2 separate regions of the Homo sapiens genome follow, and region 2 is linked to region 1. Evidence: chromatin loops called from intact Hi-C (ENCODE). Cell type or tissue: ovary. All regions are shown on one strand.

The links. A loop is a pair of places that touch in the nucleus more often than their neighbours do. Peaks named below come from ENCODE experiments on the same cell type or tissue, not always from the same donor. Only the 100,000 strongest peaks of a DNase experiment are listed, where the experiment ranks them.
Region 2: a loop joins it to region 1, with 4 times the contacts of the local background. A loop is called at or near these places in 19 of 110 quality-filtered maps.

Annotation. Positions count from the first base shown.
Region 1 is chr1:17,490,107-17,498,106 of GRCh38, reverse strand. No RefSeq gene overlaps it. Among named protein-coding and RNA genes, the nearest start is that of ARHGEF10L, 46 kb to the left of the region's middle. RefSeq lists a silencer at 3,535-3,677. In ovary, a CTCF peak has its summit at 3,665 (motif pointing left); a DNase peak (open chromatin) is centred at 3,656.
Region 2 is chr1:17,821,926-17,829,925 of GRCh38, reverse strand. ACTL8 (actin like 8) reads right to left here. Exons shown (of 3, transcript NM_030812.3): 2 at 6,570-6,941; 3 at 2,863-4,159. The coding sequence starts at 6,917. The coding sequence ends at 3,407. Among named protein-coding and RNA genes, the nearest start is that of ACTL8, 71 kb to the right of the region's middle. RefSeq lists an enhancer at 3,309-3,898. In ovary, no CTCF peak of the experiment used is centred here; a DNase peak (open chromatin) is centred at 3,676.

The DNA.
Region 1 (8,000 bases):
GCAATCCCACTACTGGGTATCTATCCAGAGGGAAAGTAGTCATTAGGCTGGGTGCTGTGGCTCACACCTGTAATCCCAGCATTTTGGGAGGCCAAGGCAGGCATGCGGATCACCTAAGGTCAGGAGTTCAAGACCAGCCTGGCCAACGTGGTGAAACCCTGTCTCTACTACAAATACAAAAAAGCCTGTAATCCCAGTTACTCAGGAGGTTGAGACAGGAGAATTGCTTGACCCCAGGCGGCAGAAGTTGCAGTGAGCCAAGATTGTGCCACTTCACTCTACACGGAGCAAGACTCTTATCTCAAAAAAAAAAAAGATACCTATATGCATATATTTATTACAGCACACTTCACAATTGCAAAGATATGGAACCAACTTCAGTGCCCATTGACCAATAGGTGGATAAAGAAAATGTGGTACGTATACACCATGGAACATTACTTGGGCATAAAAAAGAATGAAACAATGTCTTTTGTAGCAACTTGGATGGAGCTGGAGGCCATTATTTGAAGGTCATTATTCTAAGCAAAGTAACTCAGGAATGGAAAACCAAATACTGTATGTCCTCACTTATAAGTGGGAGGTAAGCTATGGGTATGCAAAGGCATATAGAGTGGTATAATGGACTTTGGAGACTCAGAAGAGGGAGGATGGGAGGGGATAAAAAAAGAGGGTCTCATTGTACATACTGGGTACAATGTACATTACTTGGGTGACAGGTGCGCTAGAATCTCAGACTTCATCACTGTACAATTCATCCATGTCACCAAAACACACTCGTACCCCAAAAGCTATCAAGAAAAGATTTTTAAAAAGAAGAAACACGGCTGGGTGCGGCAGCTCACACCTGTAACCCTAACACTTCAGGAGGCCGAGGCAGATGGATTGCCTGAGCTCAGGAGTTCAAGACCAGCCTGGGCAACATGGTGAAACCCTGTCTCTACTAAAATACAAAAAATTAGCCCGGCATGGTGGCATGCAGCTGTAGTACCAGCTACTCGGGAGACTGAGGCAGGAGAATTGCTTGAACCCAGGAGGCAGAAATTGCAGTGAGCCAAGATAGCGCCACTGCACTTCAGCCTGGGCAACAGAGCAACACTCCATTTCAAAAAAAAAAGAAAAGAAACAGGTAGCCAGGCACGGTGGCTCACAACTGTAAACCCAGCACTTTGGGAGCCCGAGGTGGGTGAATTGCTTGAGCCCAGGAGTTCAAGACCTATCTGGGCAACATGGCAAAACCCTGTCTCTACTAAAATATAAAAAATTAGGCAGGTGTGGCAGCACGCACTTGTAGTCCCAGCAACTCCCGAGGCTGAGACATGAGAATTGCTTGAACCCAGGAGGTGGAGGTGGCAGTGAGCCGAGATTGTGCCACTGCACTCCAGCCTGGGTGATAGAGTGAGGCATGGTCTCCAGAAGAAAAAAAAAAAAGAAGAAGAAGAAGAAACAGGTAAATTTGTGTGCTTTTCTGCTTTGGTTTGATGAAGAGTAGGCAGTTGTGAAGAAGTATAATTGGAGAACAAAAGAGTCTGATCTAATGATAATAGATAGGGGGCGGTGAGGGGTGGCAGGACGGTGGAAATGGGACTTAGCAAGGCCTGATTGTTCAGATTCTTCTTGGCATCTCTGTGTCTTTGGCTCCTTTCCTTTGGGAATAGAGAGGGCACCTCCCCAGTGAAAGCTTTATGGTCTGATCAGGGAAGAAGGGAGAGGCAAAGGTGAGAGACTGCCCATCTGCTTCTGCTGTTTTCTCCAATGTTAAGATGCCATGGGCCGGGTGCGGTGGCTCACGCCTGTAATCCCAGCACTTTGGGAGGCCGAGGCAGGCGGATTACCTGAGGTCAGGATTTCAAGACCAGCCTGACCAACATGGAGAAATCCCATCTCTACTCAAAATACAAAAATTAGCTGGGCGTGGTGGCGCATGCCTATAATCCCAGCTACTCAGGAGGCTGAGGCTGGAGAATCGATTGAACCTGGTAGGCGGAGGTTGCGGTGAGCCGAGATCGTACCATTGCACTCCAGCCTAGGCAACAAGAGTGAAACTCTGTCTCAAAAAAAAAAAAAAAAAAGACTGAGTGGGCACAGTGGCTCACGCCTGTAATCTCAATGCTTTAGGAGGCTGAGGGAGGAGGATGGCTTGAGTTCAGGAGTCCGAGACCAGTCTGGGCAACATGGCAAGACCCTGTCTCTACAAAAAAATTTAAAAATCAGGCCAGGCACAGTGGCTCACACCTGTAATCCCAGCACTTTGGGAGGCTGAGGCAGGCGGATCACCTGAGGTCAGGAGTTTGAAACAGCCTGGCCAACATGGCGAAACCCTGTCTCTACTAAAAATACAAAAATTAGCCAGGCGTAGTGGCAGGCGCCCGTAACCCAGCTACTCGGGAGGCTGAGGCAGGAGAATTGCTTGAAACTGGGAGGCAGAGGTTGCAGTGAGCCAAGATTGCGCCACTGTACTCTCCATCCCAGGCAACAGCGTGAGACTCCATCTAAAAAAAAAAAAAAAAAAGGGTGGGCGTGGTGGCTCATGCCTGTAACCCCAGCACTTTGGGAGGCCGAGGCGAGCGGATCACCTGAGGAGTTCGAGACTAGCCTGGTCCAACATGGTGAAACCCTGTCTCTACTAAAAATACAAAAATTAGCTGGGCGTGGTGGTGGGCACCTGTAATCCTAAGTACTCGGGAGGCTGAAGCAGGAGAATCGCTTGAACCCAGGAGCTGGAGGTTGCAGTGAGCCGAGATCTTGCCACTGCACTCCAGCCTGGGTGACAGAGCGAGACTCCATCTCAGATAAAAAAAAAAAAAAAAAAAAGTCCAGGCACGGTGGCTCACGCCTGTAATCCCAGCACTTTGGGAGGCTGAGGCAGGCAGACCATGAGGTCAGGAGTTCGAAACCAGCTTGACCAACATGGAGACACCCCATCTCTACTAAAAATACAAAAATTAGTAGGGCATGGTGGCAGGCGCCTGTAATCCCAGCTACTTGGGAGGCTGAGGCAAGAGAATTGCTTGAACCCAGGAGGCAGAGGTTGCAATGAGCCAAGATCGTGCCACTGCACTCCAGCCTGGGCAACAGAGCAAGACTCTGTTTAAAAAAAAAAAAAAAAAGGTGTCACAGCCTCTACCCTGGAGTCATCATGGGTGCAACATGGCAGGTGAAAGTTGGAGCTGGGACATTCTCTCATCAACCAGCAATGATAATAAAGGGAAATAATAACACAGCCCTGGCCATGTGCCTGACGCTCTGCTTCATATTTTATAGAATAACTCATTTAATTGTCCCAACAGCCCTATGAGGTGGTTACAATTATCCCCATTTTGCAGGCGAGGAAACTGAGGCACAGAGAGGCAAAATCACTAGTCCATGGTTACCCAGCTAGCAAGCGGTGCCTCTAAGCTCAGCACTGCACTGATGATTTTATTAGCTCACAAACTCCCCAAGGTAATACAGCCAGTTTATAGATGAGAAAATCAAGGGTCAGATGGGAAAGTCACAGACTCCAAGATCACACAGGTAGCAGTGTCTGCACCCAAGGCCTGAGCACTTTGTTCTCAGAGAACAAAGGAGGTCTCCCCTCTGTCCGGAAGCCTCCTGAGGACAAGGAGGTTGGCTGTGGCCCCACTGGAGGCTGGACCCACCTGGGCAGAATCGTGGTGCGGAGGCGCCCTCTGCTGGCAGCAGGGAAAAGACCAGCAAAAGGAGCCTTCCTTTCCTCCCTTTGCTTCTGGCCTAGAGCAGGTTCTTGAGCACCTCCTCTGGGCCTTGCCTGGCACTGGGGATGCTGAAATGGATGAGTCATCACCCCTCTCTTATCCCCTCAGAGGAAATGAACCATTTTGAAAGGGTTATCAGCAGAGGGCTGGGGAGAAACACCTGACCTAGCCTGGGCAGTCTGAGAGGGCTTCCTGGAGGAGGTGATCTGCATTGAATGAAAGGTAGCCTGATTCAGTTCAAGTCTCTGGGACCAAAACAATTTAGGCTTCATTGGCCAGGGTAGTTGTCACAGGCCACCCTGATCATGATATCAAGAAAACCCAAGAGCCAGATGCAGTGGCTCATGCCTGTAATCCCAACTCTTTGGGAGGCCAAGGAGGGAGGAGCGCTTGAGCCAAGGAGTTTGAGACCAGACTGAGCAACATAGAAAGACCCCCACTCTACAAAAAAAAATTAAAAAATTAGCCAGGCATGATAGCACACACCTGTGATCCCAGCTACTTGAAAAGCTGAGGTGGGAGAATCCCTTAAGCCCCGGACATCAAGGCTGAAGTGAGCTGTGATGGTGCCACTGCACACCAGCCTGGGTGACAGAGCAAAACCCCATCTCAAAAAAAAGAAAAAAGAAAACCCACAGAAGTGAAATGTAAATGAGGGCTCTGATAAGCCAAGGAATTTCAGGGGGAAGTGCCTTCCAGGCAAAAGGAACAGAGAGGGCAAAGGCTCTGAACACAGAAGGTGAGACAGACCAAGGAACAGCAAGGGGGCAGGTGTGGCTGGATCAGAGTGAGCAGAGGGGAAGGAAAAGAGTTAGGGAAGGGAGCTAATAGAAAAATTATGACTTTATGTGTGGGTGTGCTGCCTAATTCACCCAATCCACCTTTCATTGTCTTTTTTTTTTTTTTTGAAACAGTCTCGCTCTATTGCCCAGGCTGGAGTGCAGTGGTACAATCTCAGCTCACTGCAACCTCTGCCTCTTGGGTTCAAGTGATTCTCCTGCCTCAGCCTCCCAAGTAGCTGGGATTACAGGCACTCACCACCATGCCCGGCTAATTTTTTGTATTTTTAGTAGAGATGGGGTTTCACTATGCTGGCCAGGCTGGTCTCAAACTCCTGACCTCGTGATCCACCCACCTCGGCCTCCCAAAGTGCTGGGATTATAGGCGTGAGCCACAGCGCCTGGCAAATTTGGTTACTTCTATGGTTTACAATAACTTAGCATAATAGCCATAATTATAATTGATAGCATATACTTAGACATTGGAATTTTAGAAATCCCATACCATTTTGGAATATATATTAGTACTATTCACAAAAATATAACCTAAAGAAGATTGACTGCCTGGCCGCTGCACTGTCTGGGAAGTGAGGAGTGCCTCTGCCTGGTCGCCGTGCAACCCTCCAGGTGTGAAGTGGCAGCCTTGTGTGTGATCTTTCTGCCCTCCCCAAGTTTGCATTTTTGACAGTAAAGTTTACTTTTAAATTAAAAGATTTAAATTGGGGAAGATTAAAAAAAAAAAAAGAAGATTGAGCATCATTTTGGCAATCTCATGTACCTAAACATGTTGAATAATCCTGTTTACCTCCTTTCTGGATGTTTTCAGTGGCCCTCTGATCCATCCAAAAAGCCAGGCATTAGGAAAGACAATTTTGAAACTGAAGTTTGATTTTGGAATTCCAGATTACCGTAAGTTCTTTATTTTGCCAAAACGATGACTCAGAAATTTTAAAGAAGCAAAAACTTTGTATAACCCTTTTGAATTTAGTCAATATGTTCACACAGAGAACCTCTTCTGCAAATTAATTTTGCCAATTCTTCTACCACTTCTTTGAACCTTCAGCTTTTTCTATCTAACTCAAAACAATCATTTAACCCTAGGCAAAATTTACATTTCCATGCCTTCTTATAACCTTTTACAAAAAAAAAAAAAAACCACAACACATTTTACTGTTCTTATACACCTTGCATGTAAATCTATTTGCAGAAGTCTCGCTCTGTCACCCAGGCTGGAATGCAGTGGTATGATATCAGCTTACAGAAACTTCCACCTCCCGGGTTCAAGCAATTCTCCTGCCTCAGCCTCCCCAGTAGCTGGGATTATAGGCGTGTACCAACATGCCCAGCTAATCCTTATATTTTTAGCAGAGACGGGGTTTCACCATGTTGGCCAAGCTGGTTTCGAACTCCTAACCTCAGGCGATCCACCTGCCTCAGCCTCCCAAACTGCTGGGATTAGAGGCGTGAGCCACCATGCCCAGCCATATTTCCAGTAGTCTTGATTGCATGTTACAATGGTGACTCTTTGGCAATTTTAACTGTAATGTAAAACCTGGTAAGTTATGTTCTGATAAGATTTGACTGTTTTCAGCATAGCTAGGGCATTGCCAATTCCACATGTCCCCAGGCCTTACCTAGCTGGAAAGCAGGCAAGTAAAACAATTGCCATGAATTAAGAATATTCGCATGGGCTGGGCACAGTGACTCACACCTGTAATCCCAACACTGGGAGGTGGAGGCGGATGGATCACCTGAGATCAGGAGTTGGACACCAGCCTGGCCAACATGGTGAAACCTCGTCTCTATTACAAATACAAAATTAGCCAAGTATGATGATGGACGCCTGTAGTCCCAGCTACTTGGGAGGCTGAGGCAGGAGAATCACTTGAACTTGGGAGACAGAGGTTACAGTGAGCCGAGATCATGCCATGGCACTCCAGCCTGGGCAACAGAGAGAGACTCCACCTCAAAAAACAAAAACAAAAACAAAAAAGGCCAGGCGCAGCAGCTCATGCCTGTAATCCTAGCACTCTGGGAGGCCAAGACGGGCAGATTGCCTGAGCTCAGGAGTTTGAGACCAGCCTGGGCAAGGTGGTGAAACCCTGTCTGTACTAAAAAGAACTAAAAATCAGCTGGGCGTGGTGGTAGGTGCCTGTAATCCAGCTACTAAGGAGGCTGAGGCACGAGAATTGCTTGAACCTGGGAGGTGGAGGTTGCAGTGAGCCGAGTTCTTGCCAATGCACTCAGCCTGGGCAGCAAAGTAAAACTCTGTCTCAAAACAAAAAAATTCACTGGGCATGGTAGTGGATGCCTGTAACCCCAGGTAGTCGGGAGGCTGAGGCAGGAGAATCACCTGAACTCAGGAGGTGGAGGTTGTAGAGAGCAAAGATTGCACTCCAGCCTGGGTGACAGAGCGAGACTCTGTCTCAAAAAAAAAAGAAATGCAAAAACTTGAAAAGACATCTCAAAAGACCAATCTTAGGTTCTACCATAGTGATGTTCTCTGCAAGAGTAATTAGGGAAGTTGCAAATCTTAGAACCTCTGGAATAACGGCTGGGAATTATTATTAATTCAGGCCCCTCTCATTCTCCTAATTTGGTGGCTTTTCATTAGTTTTATGTGAACAGTTTTGGGGGAAGGGCTGTTATCATTTAAACTAAAAGGTAAATTTCTCCCAAAGTTAGCTTGGCCCACGGCCAGAAATGAGCAAAGGCAGGCAACCTCTGAGGCTAGAAGCAAGATGGAGTCAGCCATGTCAGTTCTCTTACTGCAGAGTTTTTGTTTTGTTTTGTTTTGTTTTGTTTTGTTTTGTTTTGTTTTGTTTTGGGACGGAGTTTCGCTCTTGTTGCCCAGGCTGGAGTGCAATGGCACGATCTCGGCTCACCACAGCCTCTGCCTCCCAGGTTCAAGCAATTCTCCTGCCTCAGCCTCCTGAGAAGCTGAGATTACAGGCATGCACCACCTCGCCCGGCTAATTTTGTACTTAGTAGAGACGGGGTTTCTCCATGTTGAGGCTGGTCTCAAACTCCTGACCTCAGGTGATCCGCCTGCCTCAGCCTCCCAAAGTGCTGGGATTACAGGCGTGAGCCACAGCGCCCGGCCACTGCATAGTTTACAAAGGTGTTTTCAGCACTAGAAATCAAGAACACACAATTTAGGCCGGGCGAAGTGGTGCATGCCTGTAATCCCAGCACTTAGGGAAACCAAGGTGGGCGGCTCACTTGAGACCAGGAGTTCAAGACCAGCCTGGCCAACGTGGCAAAACCCTGTCTGTACAAAATTTAGCCAGGCATGGTGGTGCAGTCCTGTAATCCCAGCTACTCAGAAAGCTGAGGCAGGAAAACCACTTGAACCCAGGAGACAAAGGTTGCAGTGAGCGGAGATTGCGCCACTGCACTCCAGCCTGGTGACAGAGCAAGACCCTGTCTCAAAACAAAACAGCTGGATGTGGTGGCTCACGCCTATAATCCCAGCACATTGGAGGCCAAGGTGGGCGGATCACAA
Region 2 (8,000 bases), 330 kb before region 1:
TTGTCCCCTCTGCCAGCCCCACCCAGCCCCTGACCCAGCTGCCAAGACCCTGCCTCCCTCCCCTCTGCACCTGGCTGCCCCTGGCAGGCAGCCCCAGACCTCTCACAGAGGATGAGCCTCCTCGAGCTCTGAGCAGCTGCCAGGACTTGCTGGAGCCCAGCAGGCATCTTCTGGGCACCACGTACCACCCCGCCAGGCCAGGCGTGCCAGCAGTTCCGCATTAGGTTGAAGGCCCCACACGGCCCATGGAGCTGCTATTTTTAATTTAATTGGAGAGTCAGAGGAGAGAGATAGTACCCAACAAGGGAGTTCTAAAAGCTTTGGGAGTGGGGGAGGGGGGAGAGAAAGTGAAGAAAAGTTCATAATTATACACTAGGCAGCCAGATTTGATGCTTGAACAGAAAGGTTAAATGTTACATTCAGAATGAAATGAGGAAAAGGGTTCTGATGACAGTTGCCCAGAGCTAAATAAGGAAAGAAAATGCCCCTTGCCCATCTCCTCTCCAGGCCCTCCTTTTCCTTGTCCTCATTTCTAAGTTTCCCCCACTTCTGCCTTTTAAGGCTCAGGTGTGTACAAATATAGGGGTTTCAAATGCAAAGATTTCTGCCCAGGGTGCCCACACCTCGACTGCTATCCGAAAGCAGCTTTCACACAAGCCTGGAAAAAATCACACATCCGCATCTCAGGCCAAGGGAACCAAGAAGGCCCAGAAAGCTGAGAAGGCAGCCTGCCACTATCGGTGATAACACAGGCTTTAGTATGGACAGACCTAGATTCAAAGCCCTCCTCTGCCAAGGAACAGACACTGTGAATCAGCTCACTCAAACCTGTGTGTCACCTATTTCAGCTACCTCCAAGTAATGAGCCAAACAGAAATCTGCTAGGTGACAACTTTCTAATAGCAAGTGACAGACCCAGATAAGACACTCCCTTCATGCTTCCTTTTCCTGCAGGAAATATAGGGGGTGATGCCTGGAGCTGCCACAGCTGTTTTGTGACCACAATCCAACAAGCCTACATGCTGAAGGTGGAGAAATGGAAAGAAAAAGAGAGACCTTGGTGATGTAGATTTGACACTGTTCACCTGGAGTGTCTACTTGTTGCCTGAGACAAATAAATCTGTTTCAGCCACTTTTAGCCTAGTGTTCTAGGAATGCTGAATCCATTCCTAACTCTGACAAATCATGATTAGCTTGAACTTGAGTGTGAACTTGAACAAGTGTTTAACATCGCTCATCTTTGGTTTTCTTATTTGTAAGTGGAGACAAACGTCACTCATTTCACAGTGTGCACGTGAGGATTAAATGTGATTCCATTTGTAAAGCTCTCACCACAACGCCTGGCAAGCGATGGTAGCTGCCATTGTTATTAACACTCATGTTTAATAGGCGAGTGACATCAACTTAAAAGCTTGAAAGTCATTTCTCTTACCTCAGTAGCACGTCACAGCTTCAAAGTGAGTTCTCATCCCCTATCTTAGTTCATCTTCAACTCCAAATCTCTGAGAGAAGGTGGTTATTACTTCCTATTTTATACTTGATAGACTCAAAGAGGTTAAATAACTTGCCCAAGGCAGCTCAGCTCATGATAGGGCCAGCCTGAAACTCAATCTGACACCAAGTCTGGGGCTTGCACCAGGCTGGTTCTGAGTTGGTCTACCTAAGAATTGTTATTCCAGGCCCCCACTCTTTTCCCTGGGGACTGCTGATGCTTCAAGTGTGGGAGCAAACACATGAGAATATGGCTCATGTGTTCAAAGACAAGGTGAGTTGGACTCTGCCCTCCAAATTCCTCTACTTGCCCTGAGATATCTGGGTTCCTTGAGCTTCAGTCTTCCAAACTACACTTGTTACTCTATTCCAGCTCTTAACATTAAGGAGCCAAGAATCCCTTTCAGAAACAGCTGGATAACACTGTGGTTGAGAGTCCAGGCTGGGTTCAAACCCCAGTTCTGGCACTTAACAGAAAACACATTTTATTAAATAAATAGTATATTGTGGCTCCCTTCTCTGTATTAGTCAGAGTAAGCAAAACAGTTGCTGTAACAAACATCCCCACACTCTCAGTGGCTGAACATAGATTCCTCATGCCACAGGCTAGTGTTGGTGGGGTTGGGCAGGGGTTTCTGCTCCACCTAGGCACTCAGGCTCCTTCCATCTGCAGCATTTGCCATCCATCCCCTAGGGCTTACACGTCCTCCCCATTGACCCATCCCACAGGCTGTGAAGGAGTATTTTTAAGGTCAGGTGCATGCCAACTGAGCCAGAACTCAGCCACCTGGCCCTATATAACTGCTGGAGACTTGGGAGCATTGCCTCACAGTGTGCCGTGGAAGGAGAAGACACAGTTACTGATGGTCCCTAGCAACCTCATCTCAGTCCACTCCATTGAAAGTGGCCATCCCTCCACCTCCAGATCACATGACCGTGTCACATTTGATTCATTTCATTCTTCATCATCAGAAATATGTTTACTTATATACTGTCTACAATAGATCCCACAGGAGGCTGTAAGCTTGAAACCAGAAACCTTGTACATCTTTCTCAAGTCCCCAAGGTCCAGCACAGCTCCTAAAACATGCTAGGTACTTGAATATGCATCAGATATATACCAAACAAATACGAATAAGAAGGGAAACTTTAAACAGAATATTGGGACACCTGGGATGGATGGATAGAATGTGGCAGTGAAAGAACACGGGGTCCAGACCCTTGCCTATTCTGCTCAGTGGCAGCCACTGTTCATAGGCCCCAGACACCTCAGAGCCCGCCCTGGCCCCCACCTGGCTCTCTCACACTTACACTCCCTAAGTCTCCCCAAGGGGCTGCGCACCCTACCCCCATCCATCACAGGAGCCAGCATTGCTTCCAAACAAGCTATTTATTTGCAGATATAAAACAAGATCCAACCACGGGTGGCAAGGGCATCCCAGGCTCACCTGCAGCAATGCCTCCCTGGCCAGAAAGGGCCTGTAGGACCAGAAATGTCAACTGTCCCCCATCCCCTAGTCAAAAATAATTGGGACTCCTAGCAGGAGTGCTACCCCAGTTAAAACCTACTCAACCAAGAAGAATGAGACAAACCAGGGGAAATGCCAATGAAAAATCAGTGGCTCTCAGGCATGGAGATGGCAGTCAGCCACTCATACCCCAATGATAGGCCACCCTGGAAAAACTGTCCCCTGCAGGGTTTCCAAGGATGACATCTTGTCTTCCCCCTTGGGTAGGTCCCACTCTTGCAACAAGATAAAACCTTAGAACCTAAAAAATACCCTCATGCCCCTAGAATTCCAAAGCCAGCTCACCCCACCCCACCTCATTCTACCCCCACCCAGAACATTTTGCTAAAATTAATCCGCCCGTGCCCATCTAACAGGAGCCCATTCTCAGGAGTGAGCCAGTAGGGTCACATCCTCATATGCTCACCATACTCCTCTCGGGACATCCACTCAGACTGGTAGGTAGAAAGGTGAGCCACCACGGACGCTCCTAGCCAGACACTAAAGTTTCTATTGGAACCCTCCCAGACTGTGGCCTTGGTGGAGGAGACGTGATCCCCCATCAGCTCCCTGAACAGGCGCTTTGTGAACCCGGGATAGAGGGTGTTGCCCCCGCAGGCCATCACGTGGGAGACCAGCAGGGGGCGCAGGGAGATCTCGCAGGACTCCACGGATTCCACAATGGCCCGTGGGATGCTGGGCCCCGGCTGCTCGAACACCTGCGGGCTAAAGAACATCTCAGGAGCCACCCGCTGCATGGGGGTCAGCTCCACGCGGGAGCCGTCTGGGAGCTGATAGGTGTTGCTCTCATCCAAGGCACTCTGCTGCCTCTCACGAAAGTCCAGGGCCTCCCCCAGATTCTGCGGCACGTAGCACTTGTTCATCTGAGTCACGGCGACTGTCTCCAGCTGAAACAGGCAGCGTCTATCGCAATCTTCCTTAAAGAGACTCTTGAGGAGATAGGCGGAGAGATCCTGGCCGGCGAACTCCAGCGTCTTGCCGCTGGCGGGCAAGGGGCGGCCCTGGTGGAAAGGCTGCACGCGGGTCAGGCCATAGCCAGAATCAACCACCACTCCGGTCAGGAGGCCAGAGGCATACAGGGACATCTGCAGCTGGTCGGCCAGGAGGACCGATGGGACATGCAGCAACTCAAACAGGATCTGCAACGAGGGAGAATTCACTCAGTGCATTTCCCCCCAGCCTGCTCAGCAGTCAAAGCTGAAGTCAGCACAGAGCCCCATCCTCGGGGGGACTCTCGGGCTGCCCCAGGATGCTGCGCCCAGGGCCCCTGGAGCTTATGCAGTGAGGATAATGCAGCAGCTCTGGAGGATTAGAAGGGGAGCTGGGTTTGCCCTCAGGAGCTTGTCTGGTCGTGGCTGTTCAGAAGACCACTTCGGTGAAGAGGTGAGAAGAGCTCTGTGGCTGCAAGAAATGGTTCTGGGACACTGGCTGCAGGAGCAACATGGCCACGGGTCACATGTGCAGCCTGAACCGCCTCTTTAGAAGGAAGAACAGATTAGAAAAGAAACAAGTGTTGCGTATTCACCACTGTCTCCAAACAGTGGAGGAAGACTGGAAAAGACAGACCAGAAAGATAAGACAGACAAGAAAAAAGACGCCAGAACGAAGGAAAAAGGAAAGGAAGGAAGAAAAGAAAAGAAAAGAAAAAAGAAAAAAAGGGAAAAGATGCTCACTGCCTGGCAGGAAAAGCCTTATTTTTTCTTTTAAATAAAAACCTTACAAACGTCAAGACAAACCCGGAATTCTGGTATTTAGGGTTTGCCAGAGTCCCTGGGCTGGTTTTCTCCCCCTGCTCCTCACCCCCTGAATCTTTACAAAGCCCCCCTGCCCCCCATTCCTCAGCTCTGGCAGCCTCCCCAAGGTTCTAATCCCATAGAAGCAGAAAGATCCTAACAGTCAACCCTTCTGTGGTCCCAGCCACTTACTCACCTCTTCAAGCCCCCACAAGCCCATCGTCTCCCCTCAGTGGGAGGGGGCTCCCTCCATTACTACTCTCAGAAAATTGTCCCCCCACCAGCCATTTCTCAAAATAGCAGCCAAGGTCCTCTTTTTCAAATAGAAAATCAGATACAACTCCCCCATTTAAAACTCTCCATTTAAAACTCCCCAGGAACTTCCTATTCACTTAGAGCAGTGGCTGGCAAGCATTTTCTGTAAAGGGATAGACAGTAAGGGTTGCCAAATTCAGCAAATAAAACTACAGGATGCCCAGTTACATGTGAATGTCAGATCAATAATAAATAATATTGTAGTGTAAGTATGCCCCATGCAATATGAAACATACTTAAATACTAAGACATTATTTGTAATTTATCTGAAACTCAAGTCTAACTAGGCATCACGTATTTTACCTAGTAAACCTACAATAGTAAATATTTTAGCCTTTAACTTGATGTATGGTCTCAAACAGTCTCTGCTGCAACAACTTAACTCAGATGCTGTCGTATGAAAGCACACTCTGCCAAACCCTAAATATCAGAATTCCTGTTTTGTCTTCATGTTTGGAAAGTTTTTATTTAAAAAATAATAATAGGGCTTTACCTACCAGGCAATGAGCATATGTTCTTTTTTCTTTCCTCTCTCTTTCTATCTTACATAACATATAAATGAATGTGTGTGGCTATGTTCCAATAAAACTTTATTTACAAAATAGGTGGTGGGCCGGATTTGGCTCACTGGGTTGCCAATCCTTGATTTAAAGTAGAATCCAAGCACTCCCCACAGCCTACCAGGCCTACAAGGCCCAGCCTCCTCCAACCTCACCATCCTATTTGCCTCTTGCCGCTCTTGCTGCTGAAATCACCTCCGTCAGAGAAGCCCTTCCTGAGCGCTCTCTTCAAACAGGTTCCCCACCCCCAACAGTCCACCATGATCCCATTTCATTATGGTTCTAGAACTCATCACTACCTGGAATTATTTCTTAACCCCTTCATGGAAGCTCTCTGAGGGCCAGAACATGGCCTGTATCAGCAATTATGGAATCCATAAGCAAATATTCCACGTCTCCCTGGTAACCCCCTTTCCACCAAGCACGTTGGTTGCTGCATGTCCGTCTGCAGGTGGGGCCTCCGTGAGCTCCCCTGCTTAGTGGCACACCAGGCATTCACTAGGTTCTTGGGAAATGTTTGTGGGGCAATTTGTTGGTTTCTGTTGGGTTTTTTTGTTTGTTTGTTTTTTTGAGACAGGGCCTTGCTCTGTTGCCCAGGCTAGAGTGCAGTGTCGTGATCTCAGCTCACTCTATTCTCGACCTCCCGGGCTCAACTGATCCTCCCACCTCAGCCTCCCAGGTAGCTGGGACCACACCTGGCTAATTTTTGTATTTTTTATAGAGACAGGGGTCTCACTATATTGCCCAGGCTGGTCCTGAACTCCTGGGCTCAAGCAATCTGCCTGCCTGGGAGTCCCAAAGTGTTGGGATTACAGGCATAAGCCACCACACCTGGTTGGCAATTTATCTTAAAAAGCAGAATTCCTGGTGCCCAATCAGTCCAGACATAGTGTCAGTCTGTTTCCCGCTCCCGAGTGGGAGCAGGCCCCGGCAGGCCTCACCTCCAGCATCTTCTTTCGGTCCGCAGGCTCCCTCAAGGGTGTCTCCGTGATGATCACAGGGGGGACCTCTTGCTCCCGTCTGTGGTTCTCCAACACAAATGACCAGAGGTACTGCACACCCTCCCAGTTGAGGATGCGGCCCCGCTCGATGGGGTAGCTAAAGGTGTCAGGATGGCAAATGTCGATGCCCAGGCTCACACGCCTACGGGCATAGCTGGGGCCAGGGTTCTCCTTGCACGGTAGGTAGTTCACGATGTTCGGGAAGACCATCTGAGGCTCATTCCAGCCGGCCGTGCCAGCCTTCAAAAAGCCAGACCCGTGGTCAATGATAACGGTTCTTGCAGCCATGGCGGAGGCAGAGGTGGGTGGGACCTGCGGAAGCAAAGGATGGGGTTAGTTGTGCAGGCAGCCTAGGCCACCATAAGCAGCTTCCCCCTCTACCCAACAGTCAAACCTCAGGCTCCCCCTGAAGCTTGTCCACTGCCCCTTCCAAGCCTTTACACAAGCCATTACCTGTGCCTGGAACACTCCCCCCATCCCAAATTCCCAACCATCCTACCAGGCTCCCTTAATGGGCCACATCCAGGAAGTGGCCCCCACCCCTCCTGCCCACTCAGCTTCTCCCACTGCACTTTGCACACACATGTATCCTGCTAGGTGAGCACTTCTGCCCCACAATCCAACTCTGCAAAGGGTTGGATTACTCTTGGCAGACTCAGCAAGAAGCTTGCCACTTGGGAAGTCCTTGTAGACACTGGCTGCCTGATTAGAGGGCACAAGGAACATGAAACATCAGCCTCAGAGCCACCACCTTCAGTAATAACAATGTCATAGCAACAGCAGCAGAAGCAGGCATTGTATTAGTGAGCATGGCAGCAGCTACAGGGACCATTTTCTGGAGAACCTACTCTTTCTCCAGTACTACAAGGAATGCTTTGCATGTTAGGTTGGACTAGGTAAAACTGTCATTTGTGTCTGTGAAAATGGTCAGAGATCAGCAATTTCACATGGTTTCACTTGATACATGGACTCATTTAATATTTGCCACGATGTATAAGGCAGGTGACGTCCACTTTACAGATGAAGAAACTGAGGCACAGGGGGTAAGATTACTTTCCTAGGGGTATACAACTAACAAAAACAGAGCTAAGAGTCAAACCCAACCCAGACTGCAAAGGCGATGTCCTGAGCATCAAGCATGCGAGGCACCAGGCATTAGGTGTTAAACATGAGCTAAGCATCTAACACCTGATGATAAGGGAGACTATCAGGAAGACTCCATGATTGTGGTTAGTTTCTTCATCTGTAAAGTGGGGAGAACAGCAGCCCCCCTGCTGAAAAGGTAGGTATGGTCACTACCTGATGTTCAGACTTACTCAAAAGCTACAGTAGCCAAGACAATGTGGGAGGTACTGGTAAAAGAATAGTCAA